Regions from separate parts of the Homo sapiens genome. Here region 1 is linked to region 2. Evidence: chromatin contacts called from ENCODE Hi-C data. All regions are on one chromosome and are shown on one strand. The core of a region is the stretch at or near the end of the contact, and the rest is flanking DNA. Distances in the headings are between cores, read along the strand shown.

What was found. Hi-C counts contacts between places; a loop is a spot of excess contacts on that map. Pooled maps may share reads with other maps.
Region 1: a map of chondrocyte shows a loop between it and region 2 (3-fold over the local background). The contact joins two enhancer-like sites. A Hi-C loop is called at or near these places in 1 of 168 maps with a recorded cell type or tissue (chondrocyte), 1 of 37 single-sample maps with no recorded cell type and 1 of 50 pooled maps.

The regions. Positions count from the first base shown.
Region 1 is chr1:9,859,667-9,866,201 of GRCh38, reverse strand. The region is part of intron 5 of CTNNBIP1 (catenin beta interacting protein 1); the gene reads left to right. Among named protein-coding and RNA genes, the nearest start is that of CTNNBIP1-AS1, 15 kb to the right of the region's middle. RefSeq lists an enhancer at 5,665-6,535. Within about 2 kb of position 2,341, at least 3 of the 41 ENCODE cell types and tissues checked have a DNase peak (open chromatin) inside an H3K27ac peak, as active enhancers do.
Region 2 is chr1:9,264,533-9,271,435 of GRCh38, reverse strand. H6PD (hexose-6-phosphate dehydrogenase/glucose 1-dehydrogenase) reads right to left here. Exons shown (of 5, transcript NM_004285.4): 5 at 99-6,903. The coding sequence ends at 6,567. Among named protein-coding and RNA genes, the nearest start is that of SPSB1, 25 kb to the left of the region's middle. Within about 2 kb of position 4,180, at least 4 of the 41 ENCODE cell types and tissues checked have a DNase peak (open chromatin) inside an H3K27ac peak, as active enhancers do.

The DNA.
Region 1 (6,535 bases), core at 1,092-3,591, 600 kb before region 2:
AGGCCCTCCTGTCACATGTGCATGTACCTCAGCTGTGCTACACCCACACTGTCTCCTAATCCATCTATTGACCGGGCTCTGAGCTCCTTGAGCTTGGAACTGTGGCTTCCATCTTATTGTTTGTCATGTTTGGACAAATAAATGAACTGGGTTCTAGTCCCCAAGGGTGTCTAAGCAGACCTGGAAACCAGAGAGACTTGGCTTTGAACCAGAGGAAGTCAGTACTTCTCAGGAAGGTCGCCCTGCTGGGAAGGGGCAGCTGCAGGAATGGGGAGGTCCAGAGCTTCCTGAAGCAGGCCTGTGGAGTGCTGAGTCCAGGCTTCTCTCATGGTCAGTGTGGCTCCCTCTAATGCGTAGTGATTTTTTTCCCAGTTATAGAATTGTGCATAGTCATTTTAAAAAACTGGGGAAAGGGAGAAAGAGCAGAAAAGTTTGAAATATTGAATCCTACTGCATAGCTGTAATCACTCTTACCCTTTGTTAAGTTCCCTGTCATCCTTTCACAAACATGCATACATCTGTAGCACAAGGCTGGGACCATAAACATTTTAATACCTGTTTTTTTTTCTTGTTGTTTTTTTGTTTTGTTTTGTTTTTTGAGACAGAGTCTCGCTCTGTCACCCAGGCTGGAGTGCAATGGTGCGGTCTCGGCTCACTGCAAACTCCACCTCCCGGGTTCATGCCATTCTCCTGCCTCAGCTTCCTGAGTAGCTGGGACTACAGGCGCCCGCCACCACGCCTGGCTAATTTTTTATATATTTTTTTAGTAGAGACGGGGTTTCACCGTGTTAGCCAGGATGGTCTCAATCTCCTGACCTCGTGATCCACCTGCTTCGGCCCCCCAAAGTGCTGGGATTACAGGCGTGAGCCACCGCGCCCGGCCTTAATACCCATTTTTAACATCCATTTTTTACGCATGATAATTTCACTGTGTTCTTAAATAATTTCCAATAAAACTTTTTTTTTTTTTTTTGAGACAGAGTCTCACTCTGTTGCCCAGGCTGGAGTGCAGTGGTGCTATCTTGGCTCACTGCAACCTCCACCTCACAGGTTCAAGCAATTCTCTTGCCTTAGCCTCCCAGGTAGCTGGGATTACAGGTGCATGTCACCATGCCCAGCTAATTTTTGTATATTTAGTAGGGATGGGGTTTCACCATGTTGGCCAGATTTGTCTCAAACTCCTGACCTCACGTGATCTGCCCACCTTGGCCTCCCAAGGTGCTGGGATTATAGGCATGAGCCACTGCGCCCAGCCCAGCCACATGCTTTTTTAAGCAGGACAGTGTTTACTTGAGGAACAGGGATGACTTGGGCTGTTAGGTATTTCAGAAAGGGGCAGAACAAATGGGGAACACTTTCTGCTGCATTTTTACCCTGGGCCCTCCACCTATAGGTGCCTTCCAATGTGCTGGTTCTCTGAGAGCTCCGGGTCTCTTCTTGCCTCAGCACTGCACTGGGGTGGTGCCCAGCAAGTACAGTTCCAGGCCTCTGATGGTGCTTTGCAAAGGCCACCCATGGCCAGTCACCCGCAGAACTGTCATCCTCCCACAGTGCCTCAGAATAGGCCCTTGTCCGGCCAGGCACGGTGGCTCACACCTGTAATCTCAGCACTTTCGGAGGCCAAGGTGGGCGGATCACGAGGTCAGGAGATTGAGACCATCCTGGCTAACATGGTGAAACTCCGTCTCTACTAAAAATACAAAAAATTAGCCGGGCGTGGTGGCGGGCGCCTGTAGTCCTGGCTACTCAGGAGGCTGAGGCAGGAGAATGGCGTGAACCCGGGAGGCGGAGCTTGCAGTGAGCCGAGATCGCGCCACTGCACTCCAGCCTGGGCGACAGAGCGAGACTCGGCCTAAAAAAAGAAAAGGCCCTTGTCAAGGTGTTGCTGAGAGGGACCCCGCCTAGACCTAGACTTGGCTCATTTTGTCAAGGAAGCTCCTTGTTTTTTCTCTGCCTGGGGGCCTCCTGGGGCCATGCCCTGGTCTGCTGCCACCCTTCTTGTCTCTGGGAGCTGTGTGCTGGCACCGGGGCTCCCAGGCCTGTTCCTGCCTCCACCTGATCACACTCTTTCTCCAAGACACTTTCCAGGGAAGGTTCCCCCAGCTGCGGCCAGCCAGGCTTTCCCCTTTGGAAGCTGAGGCTGCTGGTTCAGGATCTGCTGCCAGAGAGCCTAAACTAGGTCAGTTGGCTTGAGGGTTACACTGGGAACCTTGTTAAAATATCTGTGGTCATGGGTAGATCAGCAGAAACCAGGCTGTAAGGAAACGGCCTCTCCTTTCGTAGCATGGCATGAGGGAGGCAGCTCTCTGCTCACCAACCCCCTTGACCCCCTCAGCGGCCCTGCCCTATTAGGGGTGGTGGCATGATCTCCATGTTACAGCTCAGTGTGGAAAGTTCTTCCTGGAATCCCCCATAACAGCCTTCCAGCCTCTGTTCTTTCACTTCCTTCATGAAGCCCTCGCTGACCCCTTCCAAGTCAGCATGTGCCCTGGAGCTCCATGCCAGTCTTACCACCTTATGTTGGCAGCCCCTCGGGACCAGGGTCTGTGCCGTGTTCACCATCACACATGAGTCCCCCATCCCGCCTCTGGTGCAGTGTAGGTGTCTGCTGGATGGATGCCTGGACTGCGCCTTCCAGGGCCAGGCTGCTGGAGCAGCTCCTCCTTGGGGGCAGCCGGCTGGGCCCCTCCTTTGCACTGGCCCGGTGCCACACGGATGATCTGCTGGGGTTTCTGGGTCCCCTCTCTCCCCGCATGTGGCTTGGAGGCTTCTCTCAGAGGCTCCAGGCGGTAACAGACTCTGCACTGAAATTATAGTCAGGCCCAGGGAGAATTCTAGTCTATGAGATGGGAAGCTAATCTTTGTTAACTTTAATCAACACTTATATGAGAATTACCTGTAACCTAATAACAAAATTAAACCAAAAATCACCTATATATTGAATTGAACAGAAATCAGCCAGGAGGATTTGGTGTATAAGTTGTGTCACTGAAAAAGGGGGAAAAACAATCCCAAGAAAAGCGAGGAATGTGCTGAAGTGCAGGGCCAGCTGCTTACTCAGCACCTGGCTGCGGCTCCAGGGAGGGTCGCTTTGACCCCAGCTGCTTACTCAGCACCTGGCTGCGGCTCCAGGGAGGGTCGCTTTGACCCCATCACCCCGCGTCATGGGTTCTGTTGTTTAGAACTGAGAACAGATGCCCGAATGGCCTCAGAGAAGTCCTTGTGGGACTCTACACTTCCCCCCTCAAGCCCTGGTAAGAGGCAGGCCCTGTCAGAGAGGGGCATTGAGGGCTGCTCCATCCAATGGCTGGACGGTTCCACTCACATCAGCCCACAGTTGCTGTGTGCTAGGCACGGTGCCACCCCTCAGCACTGCCCGTGAGCTCCTGGACCAGCAGAGCAGACTGGCGTGTGAACTAATGCGTAAAGAGCTTTGGGCTGAGGGAGGGGAGACCACCTAGGAAGCCACAGAGAAGAGGTGCTGTTTGCACGGGGCCTTGGAGAATGCATGCGGATGTGCGTGTAGAGAAACCGGTGGGAAGGATGCTACAGGATTCTCCTCCAGAATGCTGGGCAAGAAGGCATGACAGCTTGGGGTCGGGTGGAGGTCAGGGGACAGTCTGTAGCACTGAGCTCTCTGAGCATGCTCTACACATTTGCACACCTCAATCACTGAGGGTGCTTGTTAAAATGCAGACTCCTGGGCCCTGCCATAGCCCCAGAATGCCTGCCAGATGAGCCTGGGAATTTGCATTTTAAGCAAGCTCCCAAGGTGATTCAATTCTGATGCCCACTAAAATTTGAGAATATGCCAGGATGGGGCAGGCACGGTGGTGCATGCCTGTAATCCCAACACTTTGGGAGGCTGAGGCAGGAGATCACTTGAGTCCAGGAGTTTGAGAGCAGCCTGGGCAACATAGTGAGACCCCATCTCTATTGAAGGTGTGTATATAAAAGAAAAAGAAAAAAAGAGAGAGAATATGTCAGGGTTTTAGGTGAAGACCTGGTCTTCTCTGTCCCTTCTTGGCAATCAAAGCTCCCTGGTCTATGAGAGCTTATATTTTGGGGAACCAAGGAATTTGAATACAGGGAATGAACACCTTACCTGGGAAGACATATCACAAAGGTCATGTGTGTGTCACGCTCAGCAGGGATGGGAGGGTGGGAACAGGGCAAGATGGATTTGGGGGAGCACATCTGGGATTAGAACAGAGCAGGGATAACGGAGCCCCAAGGTGCGACCCTGTGGGATGTCGTTTATGATGCTTTATGCTGTGGATGTTATCCTGTGGCTAGTTAGATTGGGGATAGATTCATCACGTTGTACAGATGAGTAAACTGAGGCTAGATGTGCAGGGACTTCCCCCTGGGATACACAGCTAGTCAGAGTCAGACCCAGGCTGGGTATCAGCTCCAGGGTCTTGGTACTGGGGTACCACAAGGGACCCCAAGCCTAGGAGGGCCTTTAGCTGCCTCCTGAGCTCTTTTTGGCTGTTCCAGGAGGCCTGATGTCTCTACTGGGAGCTGGCTCAGCAGCTTGGCAGCTCGATGCACGTCCACACAGCACTGGCTGCTGCAGTGCCACCGCCCAGCAGCCTCTTGTGCCTGTGGTGGTTGTCAGCCTGGAGCCCAGGAGGCGCCCCTGAGCCTGGTGCTGCTTTGGCTGCTAAGACCCTGGTGGATCACTGGTCGCCGGCCGCCATCCCCATAGCAACCCAAGTGTATGCTGTCTCTGGGTAAAAGCCATCCCCTGGGGACTCTGGAGCATCAGAGCTGAGATGTATAGAACACCCAGCTCATAGTCCCGAGCTGCTGAAAATAGCACATGCCACCAGCAGGTCTTGGTTTGTGTGGGAGGAGGCCCAGTCCAGGGTGGTACCTGAGTTTTGTCCCCTTCAGAAATGCTTCCCTTTGGAGGAGCGTCTGGGTCCTGCTTTTCCAGGTAGCCTTTCCCTAGAGCTGGTAGTTCAGCCACTGCAGTTTTGGATAGCCAGGTAGCAGATGCTAGTTGGTATTAATAGCAAGATTAATGAGCTCGTGGGAGGAGGAAAAGGTACCACAACCAAAAACCATATGGTCAGAGAAGAGGATGAGACACAGAGTGGGCGTTGTCCTGGACACTTGGGAGCATGTGGTCGCATTCCCTCTCCAGCCTGGTCTGCCATGTGTGTCAAGGATGGGCCCTGGGCTTGCCAGGTGGCATTCCCTGGACAGTTGTGAAGCACTTAGCCAAAGTTAGCTCCCTCTGCTGATGGTGACTCACAAAGGGAGCTCCCCGCATCAGCCATGAGAATTTGCAGACCCTGAAGATTTCAGGTCACATTTCTGAATTTTCACGCCCCACTTTTTTACCCTCTTTAGGAGGAGTAAGGCTCCTGAGGAGTTCAGGAGGCCTCCAGGTACCTGACCCCAGAATGTCTGACACCGTCCTGGGAAGTTCTGGCCAGCAAGGAAGAGGGGTGGTGAGGATTTCAGTGGTCTTGCAGGATGATGTGGCAGAAGCTCCCTGTCCCCAGGGCACATGGTTGTGGGGAGCTGGGCCTGGAAGAATCCTGATTCTTTTTTCTTTTTTTTTTTTTTTTTGAGAGATGAAGTCTTGCTCTGTTGCCCATGCCAGAATGCAGAATGCAGTGGTGTGATCTCGGCTCACTGCAACCTCCGCCTCCCAGGTTCAAGCGACTCTCCTGCCTCAGCTTCCCAAGTAGCTGGGACTACAGGCATATGCCACTACGCCCAGCTAAGTTTTGTTTTTTTTTTTTTTTTTTTTTTTTTTAGTAGAGACGGGGTTTCACCATGTTGGCCAGGCTGGTCTTGAACTCCTGACCTCAGGTGATCCACCCGCCTCAGCATCTTAAATTGCTGGGATTACAGGCATGAGCCACCACACCCGGCCTAGAATCCTGGTTCTGAATTGGGTGATGCGGGAGTGTCCATCTGTGACTGAAGTTCCCCTTTTTCTCCAGTGACATTGTACAGGGCTGTGCCCTGCCTGGTCTGTGGAGCCTGCAGGGCCTGCGGCCTTTGGGAGTTTAGCCAGGCTTTTTTGTACCCTCATCAATTTTGGAGGAAGGACTTGTGCTCAGGTCTGTTTTCTTTCTCCCTGGCCACCTCTGAGCACCTGTGCTGAGTTGGACTTTGCAGGATCCTGGATCTGGAGAAGTTCCCTGGGGTAAGAGGTCAGCTTGTCCCTCCCACACCCAGATGCTTTGGTGAAATGAAGCCAGGACCAAGCCCTCCTCTTTGCTGTGAAAGCAGACCCCACCATGTTGGATAGTCCAGGGAGGCACCCTGGAGGTGGGAACAGGGTCTACAGATCAGGGTCACAGGCCTTTGTCTGCTACATTTCACCCATGTGGCCTGGGACCAGCCTGTTTCCAAGTTTGCAAATTAGGAGCTAGTGCAGCACTAGGCTCCGCCAGGATTTCCCCAGCCAGGTCTGTGAAATGCCCTTGCTCTGTGGATTGGCCTTGGGGCTTTAGAATCTCCATGCTCCTCTCTTTCATCCACTATTGCTGACCCAGCTATAATCCTGCAG
Region 2 (6,903 bases), core at 2,931-5,430:
CACGGCAGCCCTCCCCTCCTCCAAGAACACACACAGCATGACGCTGGGGCCCACAAACCCCTACACCTCATGCCCCAAATAAAGAATTAAAGCCCGGATTTTGGCAAATCAATTTTATTGTTTAAAAAAATAAACGTTACATTTGACATAGAAAAAGACATTTTAAAAATGTTCTTAAAAGGTTTAAAAAGGCATTTGTTCTGGCCAGGCATGGTGGCTCCCGCCTGTAATCCCAGCACTTTGGGAGGCCAAGGCGGATGGATCACCTGAGGTCAGGAGTTCGAGACCAGCCTGGCCAACATGGTGAAACTCCGTCTCTACTAAAAACACAAAAATTTGCTGGGCATGGTGGTGTAATCCCAGCTACTCGGGAGGCTGAGGTAGGAGAATCACTTGAACCTGGGAGGCAAAGTTTGCAGTGAGCCGAGATCGCGCCACTGCACTCCAGCCTGGGCGTCAGAGCGAGACTCTGTCTCAAAAAAAAAAAAGCATTTGTTCTGAATGTGCCTCATCATCCCAGGCAGGCATCTGTAAGTTTCCATTGTTTCCACAAAAACCAGTGGGGTTCCCCTCTCTGGAAAAAAGCACGAACATTCTTGCTGCTTGGCAATGGGTGGCTCTCATGCCCACACCTCTCCACCCAAGGGAACAGTCTCTCTGCTCCTCACCTGGCAGAAGCCCAGACCCTGAGTCCCTAGCGCGGGGCAGAGCACAGAAACATGATCCAGATGCAGCAGGCCCCGCCCGTCTAGTTCTCCTGCAACAGCCTCTTAGCACTGCTCCACTCTGACCTGCCCGGCTGGAATCACAGTTCCCACTCCGGCACAGGTAAAGATGAGCTCCCAGGATCCAGCAGGGGCTCTGCCCCTGGGGATCTGCCGCCAGCCGGCTCTTCCCGGTGGACAGAACTAGGAGGGGCAGGCTGTACCCAGCACATCTCAGAGAGATGGAGGCAAGCTGGGTTCCTGATGATTTCCAGCTAATACAGGTCCTTCCTCCTGCATGCAGGCGCCCCGTAACGCTTTATAACAGACGCCTCTAGACTTCTGTGGGGGTAAAGTGAAGGACCCAAAGCGACACAAGTAGTGTCTGTTCACACTTCCACTTTCAAAGCTAACTACTAGCTGTTCAAATATACTCCATACAGCTTTCAGCAAATCAAAGTGTTTACCTCTCCCACACCAAGGGAAGAAAAGATGCAGACTGCCTTTAAAGCACCTGTCAGCAAGGCGAGGGTTTTAAAGATCAGCCTTGAGAATCAAAGCAGCAGCAGAAGTGTCATTACTCCAGTGCTCTCCCTTCCCGTTCGTGGGTCACACAGAGACAGGCACATCCCCAGCGCTTTGCAAACAGAAGCGCTCCCAAAAGTTGGCTAGAGGGTACACTTCGGCAAAGGGATCATCTTCCCCCTGGCTTGCTGGACTCTTGGAAATGCGTCTGAAAGCCCTTGCCATCCCGTCTTGTGCTGATGACAGCATGAGCCCGGTTGCACCTTGCTCAGCAACAAGCTGCGAGATCCTCAGCTTCTCACTCATACCCCACCTTGAGCTGCTGACGGCGGCCTGGAGAACCGTGTGTGGCTGTTCCTGGATGACATCTGCTGTCACTAGCCTTCCCAGAACACCCGCTGCCCAGGGTTCCTGCTGCCTTCCCCGGTGGACAGATTTTGCAGGGAAGACTGAGGAAATGGGAGGGGGAGCTCTGCTCTAAAGCAGAAGGCACAGAAGGTGGGGTTTTTGTTTTATAGGGAGACTGCCCAGTGTGCTGCAAAAGGAAAACCAACAACAGGGAGTGCCCAACTCACCCCCTCTGCATGAGCAAATGCAGATGGACACTGGACTGTGCCGACTGACACCGGGACTCACACTTGCTGGTCAGTGGACGAGAGGTAAAAGCAGGCAGGATTATTACAGGAATAAATCTGCACTTCCAAAGAGGCAGCTCCCATGACTGAGTTACAATGCTTGGAGCCCCCGAGGGCAGAGTGGCACCAGCTGGGAGGTTGACACTGCATCACTGCTTCGGATGCCCTCACAGGCTCTGACTCGCTGCCAGGTGCTGGTGAGGCTGGAAGAACTTCCTTCCTTCCTATGTACAATGCAAACAGTGCCGCTTCCAGTGCTACCCACACGGGTGCAGCCTCACGGGAGAGTTGCGGAGAGAGGGAATGCGTTCAGTTCAGCCAGCGGACGGCCAGGGGTAAGCGGCCCCTAGTGGGTCACATGGCCTATGATGTCTGGAGACCGCAGATCTTCACCCTCTGGAGTCTCATTTGCAGAGTCTCATTTGTCGTCCGGTCACTGTGGCCACCTCACCCTCGTCACCACGGGCCTTTCCTGTGCCGTGCTCACTCTGACACTGAGATGCTGCCAGGCAGTTTTTTTTTTTTAAATCAGTGGAGTAAGTTCTAAGGGAGCCCCATGTGCTTAAGATAAAAACGTAGCTGGTAAAGTGGAGGCAGAGGCTGCTTCTGTGAGGCTGCATATATCTTACAGGACAAAAAGTTTTGTACTTGAAAACCAAATTCTGGGAAATAGCCCTGCAGGTTTTTGGGAAGCGTCTCCCTCCCTGTCGTGAGTTCCACCTGGGCCCTCCGGGAGAACAGGGACAGGAGAAACACAAGCAAAGCAGACAGGCCCGGAATTGGGAGCCTGAGCCCTGCATATTTTGGAAGGGAACCCCTCGAGGGACTAGTCTGGAATAGTAGGCCAAACGGTAGGAAGCTTTGATTACTCTGCTAACTTGGGGGCCCAAGAGTAGGGCTAAAGCATTGTCTGCAGAGAAACAAACAGGGAAATTCAGTAAGAAGGGCCTATTTTAACTTGCAGTTAGCAGGAGAATTTGTCCCCAGATTTTGATCTAGCTTAAAGTCCCTTGATTCCTTCCCCTCTACAAATGGCAATCACGGTTGCCCTAGAGATGCTGACTGACAAGGTCTCCCAAAGGAGGGGCCCTTCTGCCATTTATGGGCCCCTAAGTGCACACGTGGGCTTCCATGCGGATGGAATCATTGGTCCCCACCAGGGAACCTGGACTGTGGGAGCTGCCGCCACCATAGGACCCAAGGGCTTCCAGACCAGGAAGAGGCAAACAGCCTGCCTGGGAACACAGTGCTGGAACTTGGGACTTGGGTTCTGAGCGGGGCTGCTCCCTGGGCTGTTGTCATCACTCTTTCCTTTTTTTTTTTTTTTTTTTTTGAGATAGGGTCTCACTCTGTTTTCCAGGCTAGAGAGCAATAGTGCAATCACACCTTACTGCAGCCTCAGTCTCCTGGGCTCAGGTGATCCTCCCACCTCAGACTCCCGAGTAGCTGGGACCACAGGAGGGCACCACCATACCTGGTTTTAAAACTTTTTGTAGAGATGGGGTCTCACTATGTTGCCCAGGCTGGTTTCAACCTTCTGGGCTCAAGTGATCCTCTCACCTCAGCCTCCCATAGTGCTGGGATTACAGGCATGAGCCACACCTAGCCCAATTTAGTGAATTTTAAGAAGCATTTTAAAAAAATGAAAACTAAAACATAGAGGATATCCGAGGTTCTAAGGTTAAGAATTTCTTTATGAAACCTGCTTGGAACACAGTTGTAAACAAATGGACTGATTTATGATGGAAGGCACGTTTCTTGCTGCAGATCATGGTCTGAAGTTTGAAAGCCACCAGCCTAGAGGGTTCTGAAAACTTCTCCTTCCTAACACAGCTGAAGGAAAAGGGGTGGGTAGGGGCGGAGGCACAGGGACATCTCCAGGTTTGGACTTTTCCAACATGATTTGCAGAAGGCACTTGATTCTGGAAAGTAGACCTTTGGCATTTCGACCCTCACCCACACTCCCACACCCACTCTGCACAGATCGGTGGTGCATCCGAGGCAGGGCTGAGTTAGAACAGGACATCCTAGACTCGGCGGCAGTGACTATTATTCAGAAATGGCACATCAAGGGCCGGCCTGCCCTTCATCCTGCAGGGGTACTTGGGCATGTGGAGGCCCCTTTCTCCCTGGTGTTGCAACTGGAGAGGAGTCGGTTCCTGAAGAACAGATGGGAGAGTGCTGGGGCCAGGTACCCTGGGAGAGAGGAGGGAAATGAAATCCGGCACAGGGGCTGCGGGGATAGGGGCAGTCAGGAGGCGGCAGTGCGGTGCAAGGGCCCCCCCACGCGGCCAGCTGTGGAACTTCCACCACGACTCCCTGTCCTCTCCTGAGCCCGCCCATCACGTGTAGAAGCTCAGATGCTGGGCGCCAGGAGGGCGGCTTCCTGGCTCTGGGCACCGTGGTTCTGTCCTAACGAGGGGCGCTCTCTGGGTGTAAAAACAGATGTTCTGGCTGGGCGCGGTGGCTCACGCCTGTAATCCCAGCACTTTGGGAGGCTGAGGTGGGTAGACTGCCTGAGCTCAGGAGTTCGAGACCAGCCTGGGCAACATGGTGAAACCCTGTCTCTACTAAAATACAAAAATTAGACAGGCATGCTGGCCGGCGCCTGTAGTCGCAGCTACTCGGGAGGCTTAGGCACGAGAATTGCCTGAACCCGGGAGGTGGAGGTTGTAGTGAGCCAAGATCTCGCCACTGGGCTCCAGCCTGGGCGACAGAGACTCTGTCTCAAAAAAAAAAAAAAGAGATGCTCTGTCTGGCCTGGGTTGTTGTTGGTGGCCAGAGTAAGTGGTGTGAACAAGAGCCCCGGCTTGGGAACATGTCTCAGACTGGCATTGAAAATGAAAGCCAGGATTCCTCTAAATCCACCGCCTTGAAGTGTAAACAGTCCAGAGAGAAACCGACTTTGCCATGCTCCCTCACCCAAGAAAGCCCTCTCTCAAAATGCGCTAGAAAGTTTATATCTGCCTGATCCAGAGAGCAAGTGGAAGGTGCGGAGAAGCCAGACAGAAAAATCGACCTTAACCAAGAGTTCCATCTCCCAGCCTTAAGTTGTGGGATACTGAACAAACAAAACTACACATGTCCTGGGAATTTTGCTTTGTGGTGTTTTTAAAAAGAATGTCAGAGCCCTCCTTGGGGGCTTCAGAAAAGCAGGTATTGCTGGCCCATGGCTTCTCAAGATCACAGTCCCCAACCTATGCTCACTGAGAAGATACCCGCTTACTTCCCCAGTCTCAGGCAGAGAGTTCGTGGTGAAGTGATAAGTAGCAGGAGAGGCCAGCAGACAGGAAGCCACGGGGTCACCAAGGGGCAGGGAGAGAAGGCCTGGCTGCGGCCCCGTCACCCGCCAAGCGAGCCCCTGAAAAGGCTGTGGGCAGCCCCCCTGCCAGTGAGGCCTAGCTCCTGTCTGGTGGGAGCAGAGCCGCCTGGATGGCCCAGTGTCACTCGATGCTCCATCTCTCTCCCCGCTAATGAGCTGTCACCTCAGTGGGTGATTTAACTGGATCTTTCCTGGTAAAACAAGAGGGGCTATTGAGAGCGGAAACACCCATCCGGGAGTCCCCTGAGATGGAAATGACCCTCTTAAATTGGGGATCTCTGGAATGTCCTGATTATCTGCACCCAGTGTGCTTCCTGGAGGAAGGCTAGCAGGACAGAGGAGCAGCGGAGGGCAGGGGTCCTCCCTGAGGAAGTTGGGGGAATGAGACCCCACCTCCCCACGCAGAGCAAGTCATCAAATGAGAAATGGAGCTCCAAACAGCACTGAGATTTCTGGGGCTGGGCGCAGTAGCTCACACCTGTAATCCCAGCACTCTGGGAGGCTGAGATGGGAGGATCGCTTGAGCCCAGGAGTTTGAGACCAGCCTGGGCAACATAGCAAGAGCTCATCTCTGCAAATATTTTTTTTAATTAAAAAAGAAAAAAGATTTCTGGAACCCTTTCCACAGTCTAGTCTTTGCCACTGTATTCCTGTTATCAGCCCTCATTCTCTATAAATGGAGTCTGAAGAACAGCAAAGACACAGGGAGGAGCCTGGAATTCCTACTGCACAGCCAGGATGGAGGAGACAGGGATGGCAAGCGGGAGCAGGTGGAGGCAGTGAAGAGGAGGGCCAGAGGCTAGATGTGCAGAGGTTCTAGAAGGAGGGGCAGCTGGGGAAGGAGGGGCTTGACCCCCTCAGGGTCTCAAGACAGTCCCCAATGCCCCTGCTTTGCACGGGGCAATGTACTCCCCTGGGCGCCTCTGCACCCTTCTGTCTACCAATCATGCTCTGAATGTTCCCCGGGAGCCAGTTCAAGGATCACCTCCCCCAGGAAACCTTCCCTGATTAACCTCAGCCCACCACGTCACGTCTCCTCTTGTGAACGCCGGAGTTTGGGCGCCATCCCGTGTTGTGCTGGTTGATATGAATGTGTAACTGCTGGAGGTCTTTTCTTAAGACTTCTCTCCTGGCCTGAATTTGAAGCTTCTCAGGAGCAGACTCCATTTCTTCCTTGTTTCTGCATCTATCCACCAATACACAGAGCTGCCGGTCAAAGGCATCGGGACAAGGCTTGTCCTGCCCTCTCTGGGGCCTGACTGTGGGATAGAAGGTTCTGGAGAGCCAGGGCACGCTGGGCAGGTGGCGGGGCCGAGAAGGGAGGGAAGACACGGGCGAAGGAAAGCACAGGAGCGAAGCGGGCAAGGGGCACAGGCGCCCTCATCCCAGGAAGGCGTCGTAGTCCATGTACCACACCAGCTGGCCGGAGTGCGGCAGGACACCCGAGATGGGCCACTTCTTGGGCTCATGGCCCACCCGGCTCACCAGCGTGGTGATCTCACGCTTCATCCTGCCCATGACCAGGACTGCCACCTTCTTGGCGCGGTTGATGAGAGGCAGGCTAAGGCTCATGCGGCGGTGTGGCTGGGAGGGGCTCGTGGTCAGCACGACCAGCTGCTCGCCATCCAGGCCAGTGGGTGACTGTGGGAAGAGGGAGGCTGTGTGCCCGTCGGCACCCATGCCCAGCAGCACCAGGTCGAAGCTGCTGTTGGCCACC